3 separate regions of the Homo sapiens genome follow, and regions 1 and 2 are each linked to region 3. A link is a loop called in an ENCODE intact Hi-C map of the cell type or tissue named here. Cell type or tissue: endothelial cell of umbilical vein. All regions are shown on one strand.

Region 1 (2,500 bases), 92 kb before region 3:
GTTGATTCGGTTGATACTCATGTCCATCTGTCTACAGATATACACTGTCACTCATCAGTGTTATATACAAACCTTACTCATTTTATTATCACTAATGGGCTCAATCCTAAATAAGATCAAAGCTTATTTTTCCCTTTTGCATAGTATCTTCCAATAGTCAAGCTAAAGAAGAAAAAAGCAAATTGCATTATGAAAATGCTATACTACACAGTCTGTTCTGTGAGGTGTAGAGCAAGCATTAATGACCCTTTTTTTCTGTGCCAGATTGGAGGAGAAAAGAGAGAAGTAGAAACAATTAACTGTAGACAGATCAGACCTTTCAACTTTTTCATGCTTTATGACTGCAGTCCTAATGATAAAGAACCCCAGAGGCAATGTGAGCACTCCCTCGGGAGGGAATGTGAGTCTGGTATCTGGTCCTCTCTAACAGTTCATGCCTGGTAAGGATCATGGTGTCCTGGCATGACAGACACCAAAAGTCCACATTTTCCAAGGGAATGAATGTTTACAAATACATTGGTTCCTTGATGTTACTAGAGCCCTCTTCCTATTCTCTCCTCTTTTCCTAATTCATGCCCCCTTATTACCTTAACAGAGGTGGGAGTTAATCAGGATGTAATAAAATTGAAAAAGTACCTAGGATGGAAGGGATTTGGAATTCTGAATATTGTGTTTTAAGTTGGAAAAAAAAGTTACATAAAATGTATTCTATTGTCTTGGCAGTTATTTACTTTGTTTTTTATCTTATAGTTTGTCTTCTTGAGACTGTAGGCGTCTATAAACTGTGAACTAATTTAGATGCCACTCCTGAGGGCCTGGCACATGATTTGCACTTAATGAACAGCTGCTTTGGTCTGAATTTCTGTGTCCTCCTAAAATCCATATATTGAAATCTAATCTCCAATGCAGTAGTATCAAGAGGTAGAGCCTTTGGGGGTGATTAGGTCATGATAGTGTTTCCTTCATGAATGAGATTAGTTTCTCTATAAATAAGGCCCGAGGGAGCTCTTTTGCCCCTTCTGCCATGTGAGAACACGTCTAGAAGGTGGCATCTATGAAGTAGAGTGGGCCCTCATCAGACACTGAATCTGTTGGTGCCTTGATCTTGGACTTCCACCCCCGCCCCCCACCCCAAGAACTGTGAGAAACAACTTTATTGTTTTTAAGTTACTCAGTCTAAGATACTTTGTTATAGCCACCCAAAAGGACTAAGACAGCAGCCACTAAAAAGTGTTCATTTTACCTCAATCAGCAATTTAAAAGGAACAGCTATAGAAGTTGAACAACAGTCGTACTAAATGGTTCCTAAGGAAGTTATTTTTGAAAAAGTATAAATATCAACATGAAAAGGTTTCAGAATTCAGTGTATAAGTGAAAAAAGGACATGTTCTTGGTTTAATAATCATTTTGTTGCAGAGCACTTTTTTCGGAATAAAAAAAATTTGATTATTTCATTTAGGGAAGATTAACAGGAAATAGTGTTATCAAACTGTGCCCTCAGTTTTATAGATGACTCAGTCTTAAAAACTCCACACATCGGAATGTGATGATGTGTTCATTAGCTGCTCTGTTTGACCTCACTTTAGTTTACGAATTCCCACCCTTTAGGAATCAAGATTACAAGGCTAAAGCAGTAAGTAATAGGAAAGTCAACTTCAAATATATACAGAAATACAAAGATCAATATAATGAACCCCTGTCTGCCACCCGGCTTCAAGAATTACTTCATAGACAATCTGTTTATTCTATAATCCCACTGACTGTTCACCTCCGACGTTATTTTGAAGCATTTCTCATGTATGATTTCATCTATGAATATTTCCATGATAAGAATAAAAATTTCTTAATGTCAGAAAATATTTAGTGACTATTCAAAATTTCAAATGTGTTATAAATGCCATGTTTTACATGTTGTTTATTTAAATCAGGATCCAAGTAAAGTCTATACATTGCAATTGGTTAATACATATTTTGTGTTTCTTTTATTTTAGGCCATCTCTTTTAGTAAATGTCCTTGAATGTTTCTTAAGTTGCTGTATGTTCATGGACCATTTCCAGAGACTTTGATTGGTTGTTTTAAAATAATTTTCACCCATTCTGTAGGTTGCCTGTTAATGCTGATGGTAGTTTCTTCCGCTGTGCAGAAAAGAACTCTGGACTCAGTTCCCAGAAAAACTAGTGAAAATTATTTTTTTAATCATTTTTCTTTTTTTTTTTTTTTAATTATACTTTAAGTGCTGGGATACATGTGCAGAACATGCAGGTTTGTTACGGAGGTATACATGTGCCGTGGTAGTTTGCTGTAACCATCAACCCGTCATCTACATTAGGTATTTTTCCTAATGCTATCCCTCCCCTAGCCCACACCCTGACAGGCCCCGGTATGTGATGTTCCCCTCCCTGTGTCCATGTGTTCTTATTGTTCAACTCCCACTTATGAGTGAGAACATGCAGTGTTTGGTTTTCTATTGGAATGATGGTTTCCAGCTTCATCCATGTC
Region 2 (2,500 bases), 130 kb before region 3:
TAGCCCAGTTCTTGTTAGATACCTTTGCACATTCATTTGTATGTATGGCAGAACTGATGATATGGCCTTTCTTTCACCCCCAACTACTAACTGTCCATGCCATTAAAGATACATGGACAGGGGATTCCAGCAATTTCTACAGTTGCTCTTCTTTCTCTTTACCATTAATCCTGATGATTGTAGGAAATCAGTACACCATATTTATTATGCAAATCTAAGAAAAACAACTAGATCTATAAACTATTTGAAAAGATGCCCACATTGTATTTTTTTGTTGTTTTTTTAGATAGGATCTTTCTCTGTTGCCCGGGGTAGAGTGCAGTGGCCTGATCGCAGCTCACTGTAGCCTCTACCTCCTGGGCTTAAGCAATCCTCAGCCCGTCTAGTAGCTAGGATTACAGGAATCTGCCACTGTGCTTGGTAATTTTTTTTTTTTAAGGAGATGGGGTCTCACTATGTTGCCCAGGCTGGTTTCAAACTCCTGGCCTCAAGCAGTCTTCCTGCTTTGGCCTCCCCAAAGTGCTGGGATTATAGGCATGAGCCACTGCACCCAGCTACATATTTTTTAGAAAAGGATCAGATGAGTAGGACTTGCTCAACTGCTATCACTGTCAGAAATATCTCAAGGTGAAACTTGCAAACATATCAGTAAGGAGAAGGATGAGATTTCTTTTTTAATAGTCTTCTTTATCAGGAATGTTTTGCAGATATTGATTTTTTTTTTTTTTACAATGAGAAAAATATGACCAAAAACTGAATATTAAAGGAAGCAGAGTGTGATTCCCGGTGCTAAACAGTTTCTATAAAATGTGGCTAATAACATATTGGCCTGTTGTGCCTAAGGCCTGTGTTTGGGTTATGCCTTCTCAAAGAATGCAGTGGAAGAATCTCAGCTTAGAAGTGAGGACATCCAGAATTCTTTCCTGGCTGTGCCGTGAAATTCCTTTGTCACTTAGTGTCCTCATCTGCTAAATGAGGGTGTTGAATTGATTCCTAAAAGTTCTGGTATCCTCCCCTCTTCAGATTATTTCTTCAACTTATTTTCTTGGTAGAACTGGGAGAGGTTCGACTTTGCTTTTGTCACGCATTCTTACTCATCAGGAAAGTCCCGCTATAAACACAGTGCTGAGGGATCAGTTATGTCAGTCTGTTTCCTTCTCCCAGAGACCAGCCCTGCCTTGGGCTTCCCCTAGAACTTTATGTCATAGCATAAAGGCCCGTGTCTGGGCCCTGAGGTTGGGAGTATGCTCTGATGTCAAGTATTTGATCATTCTCTTTCTGCCTCTTGATGACTAGAAAGCGTTTTATGGTAAAGAGTTACGCAAGAAGCCTTTGTTTAGCTCTTTCTCTCATTGCTAAAAATAGTAAGCTGTTTTTAACCCTTACTGTTCTTACTTCTTCTTACTCATTTCCCTCACTCTTTAGCTGAGAATGTCACCTCCACCTTTATAGAGAAGACAGAAACTTAAGCATAAACTCTTCACCTTCCTTCACCTTCCCTTTCCCCAGTTACTTGCGTCCCTGTTCTTTGTCATCCTCTTGTCTGTAGCTGTCCTTGAAGTGGTGTCCACTATTCCCCTGGATGAGGTTCATTCTTACGTTCTGTTCCATAACCTAGTTGTGTTATTAACTTCCCATCATACATCCTTTTATTAAAAATCCTACACTACCAGTTTTTGAGTTCCTATTAGGTGTCACAATCAGTTAATCCCACTTACGGCATACAGCAGTCATTATTCCAGTTTATACTTGAAGAAACTTAGGCCCTTACTATGTTTCTGGCACTGCTTATTATCACAGCTCTAGAAGACATCTTCTATCTACCTTATCCTTCCCTTTTACAAAAGGTGAGAAAACTGAGGCCCAAAGAGGTTGTTGTCACCACCTATGTAGAGTGAGGATTTTTATTTTTGTGCTATTGTTTAGCATGATCTCATGAAATATAATAGAAAATAAGGGGAAACTATGGTACCTGTTTATTGAGCAGCCTTCCTTGACTGGGATATAAACATCCATTGGTTTTCCTCCTTTTTCATGCCACCACAAGCACTCAGGGGCACTCTTGATACCAGAACAGTGGGAGGATCTTAGTGATATTGGTCCAAATTCATAAGTTTTCACTTCTCTTTTTTTTGAGACAAGATCTCACTCTCGCCCAAGCTGGAGTACAGTGGCGCCACAGCTCACTGCAGCCTTTACCTCCCAGGCTCAGGTGATCTTGCCACCTCAGCCCCCCAAGTAGCTGGGACTACAAGGGTGTGACACCATACCCAGCTAATTTTTTGTATGTTTTTGTAGAGACAGGGTTTCACTATGTTGCCTGGGCTGATCTTGAACATCTAAACTCAAGGGTTCCACCCACCTTGGCCTCCTAAAGTGCTGGGATTACATGTGTGAGCCTCACTTCCTTCTGGTTATAGAGACAGAATTGTTCCACTTCTTAGTCTGATGTTTCTGTCAGAATTTTTTCTCATGACTGCCTATTCACGCTGCTGTTTGA
Region 3 (2,500 bases):
CAGTACTATGTTGAAGAGGAGTGGTGAGAGTGGGCATCCTTGTTCCAGTTTTCAGAGGAAATGCTTTCAACTTTTCCCATTCAGTATTATGTTGGCTGTGGGTTTTCATAGATGGCTTTTATTACATTAAGGTATGTCCCTTGTATGCCAATTTTGCTGAGAGTTTTAATCATAACAGGATGCTGAATTTTGTCAAATGCTTTTTCTGCATCTATTGAGATGATCATGTGATGTTTTGTTTTTAATTCTGTTTTCGTGGTGTATCACATATGTTAAATCATCCCTACATTCCTGGTATGAAACCCACTTGATCATGTCATGGTGGATTATTTTTTGATATGTTGTTGGATTCTGTTAGCTAGTATTTTGTTAAGGATTTTAGCATCAATGCCCAACAAGGATATCAATCTGTAGTTTTTAAATGTGCTTTTCTGGACCGGCACGGTGGCTAAGGCCTGTAATCCCAACACTTTGGGAGGTCGAGGAGGGCGGACCACTTGAGGTCAGGAGTTCGAGATCAGCCTGGCCAAAATGGTGAAAATCCGTCTCTACTAAAAAGGTGTTGTGGCGGGCGCCTGTAATCTCAGCTACTGAGGAGGCTGAGGCAGGAGAATCGCTTGCACCCGGGAGGCGGAGGTTGCAGTGAGCCGAGATCGCACCACTGCACTCCAGCCTGGGCGACAGAGAAAGACTCCGTCTCAAAAAAAAAAAAAAAAAAAAAAAAGTTGTTTTCTGCTATTTCCTGAACTTTATTACGTAAATGAGACACGTGAGATCTGGAAGGAGGTGGAGGTGAAGACCCTCCCACCTGGCCTGCATCCAGAGTACTTGGGGTGTGGCACTGGCGTGGGCCCCAGGAAGGATCCCAGCCAGTTTTGGTGCTGGAGGCCCGGCCAAAGGAAGGGCTGCTCTCCCGTCCCGCGGGCTCCGAGGTCGCCGCACCCGGGCGCGCCTGGGCCTCGTCACCCGCGCTCGTGACGCGTGCTTACAAAGGAAACTTTTACAGGTTTCGGTGGGCAGGGCCTTTTATTGCCCTTCTGCTCCACAGCCCCCGTGCTTAATCGGTTGGTTGGGAGGTTTCTTTCGTCCGTGGTTTTGGAAAGTCCCCGCCTCCAAACCGCAGTCCCGCAGTCAGTTCTGCAGCCTCAGGGCCTCGAACAGCCATGCTTAGAATCCGTCCTTCTTTCCTGCTCCATCTACCCTTCCCCTCTGGCTTCTTTTTTTTCACTGGAGAAAGCCCACCCGAGTCTCTCAGCCTGCTTCGGAGGTTACTGCGGCCTCCTCCACGGGTAGTTCTGGGACCCGGGTCTAGTCCGCGGTTCCGGAGCAGGTCCCTCCCTGGAGTCGTCAGGCCCAGTATGCGTGTGCTCAGTGTGCTCGGGAAACACGCGTGGGCTTTAACAGCAGATCTCCATAAAAGGGTCCCGGAGATAGCCTCTGCCTGGCCCGAGGCCCAGTGCCTCAAAGCGGACGCCTTTGCGCTCCCGGAGGTGCTCACACCACAGCGGAGCCTGCTGGCGAGTGGAGCGTAGGACTGCGAACCAGCAATCTCCCGAGAAGCGGCGAGGGGGAGGGGAATGTCTGTGAATCGGTTATCCCTCCCACCCCCAGCAGAAGTCGGGGAAATGGGGGTGGAAGGGGGAAAAAGGGAGAGAACAGGAGTGGGGTTGAGGAAGGGTAAGGAGGAAGGTGAGCTTCCTACAGCTGCGGGGGAAGGTGGAGAAAATTTTCAGGGGGACAGCTGAGTGGTAGAGCTAGCGAGCTTCAGAGAAATGTTGACAGACAGATGCCCAGAAAGTGAGGATGCCGGGCATGGGCACTGCGTACCAGGCACAGGAGATATATGGAGGCAGGAAATTGGCACATCATAAGCATTTGACCATCCTGCCCTAAAACAAAACAAATTGAACAACAACAACAACAAAAGATAATAGCAAAAGTGGCACAGTAGTGAGCTCGCAGGGCCCATTCCTATATAGAAACACAGAAAAATAAGCAAAAGCTGCCAGAATTGACTTCGTGGGAACTCTGGGAAACAGTAAGAAAGTTTTACAGCAACCAAGTGAGTGCTGAACCAAGGCAAAGGTAACTGAAACGCAATGATAGAGAAGAGGGGCAGGGAAGTGTTGGGTAGACAAAGGCGGGTCCCTGGTAAGGGCCCTCCCCTGGGCCTGTGCCCACTGGACCTAGGTGAGGACAGGCACTCCTTCCTTCACGCCCAAATGTTGCATATCCCAAGACCACCCTGTCCCGCCACGCCCCCATCCTTTGCCTATGAAAACCCTGAGACCCTAGCAGGCAGACACACAAGCGGCTCTATGTCCAGAGGAACTCATCGGAGGAACTGGACGTGGAGCGGGGCACCCCAGCGGAAGGGAGCACGCCAGTGGAAGAGCACACTGACAGACCATAGGAGTCAGTCTGTTATATTATCATAGTATAATATTATAAAATTATTATAATACAATAAAAATATAAAAATATAAATAATGTAATAAAT

What was found. A loop is a pair of places that touch in the nucleus more often than their neighbours do. Peaks named below come from ENCODE experiments on the same cell type or tissue, not always from the same donor. Only the 100,000 strongest peaks of a DNase experiment are listed, where the experiment ranks them.
Region 1: it touches region 3 in a loop (7-fold over the local background); 3 of 110 quality-filtered maps call a loop at or near these places.
Region 2: it touches region 3 in a loop (6-fold over the local background); 4 of 110 quality-filtered maps call a loop at or near these places.

What each region holds. Positions count from the first base shown.
Region 1 is chr9:21,872,489-21,874,988 of GRCh38, forward strand. It overlaps a transcript of MTAP not described here. Among named protein-coding and RNA genes, the nearest start is that of MTAP, 71 kb to the left of the region's middle. In endothelial cell of umbilical vein, no CTCF peak of the experiment used is centred here; a DNase peak (open chromatin) is centred at 1,553; H3K27ac peaks cover 1,490 bases.
Region 2 is chr9:21,831,072-21,833,571 of GRCh38, forward strand. The region is part of intron 4 of MTAP (methylthioadenosine phosphorylase); the gene reads left to right. Among named protein-coding and RNA genes, the nearest start is that of MTAP, 30 kb to the left of the region's middle. RefSeq lists enhancers at 861-1,170, 1,038-2,237, 2,487-2,500. In endothelial cell of umbilical vein, no CTCF peak of the experiment used is centred here; a DNase peak (open chromatin) is centred at 1,170; H3K27ac peaks cover 1,436 bases.
Region 3 is chr9:21,964,184-21,966,683 of GRCh38, forward strand. No RefSeq gene overlaps it. Among named protein-coding and RNA genes, the nearest start is that of CDKN2A-AS1, 1.7 kb to the right of the region's middle. In endothelial cell of umbilical vein, a CTCF peak has its summit at 1,522; a DNase peak (open chromatin) is centred at 1,508; H3K4me3 peaks cover 722 bases; H3K27me3 peaks cover 864 bases.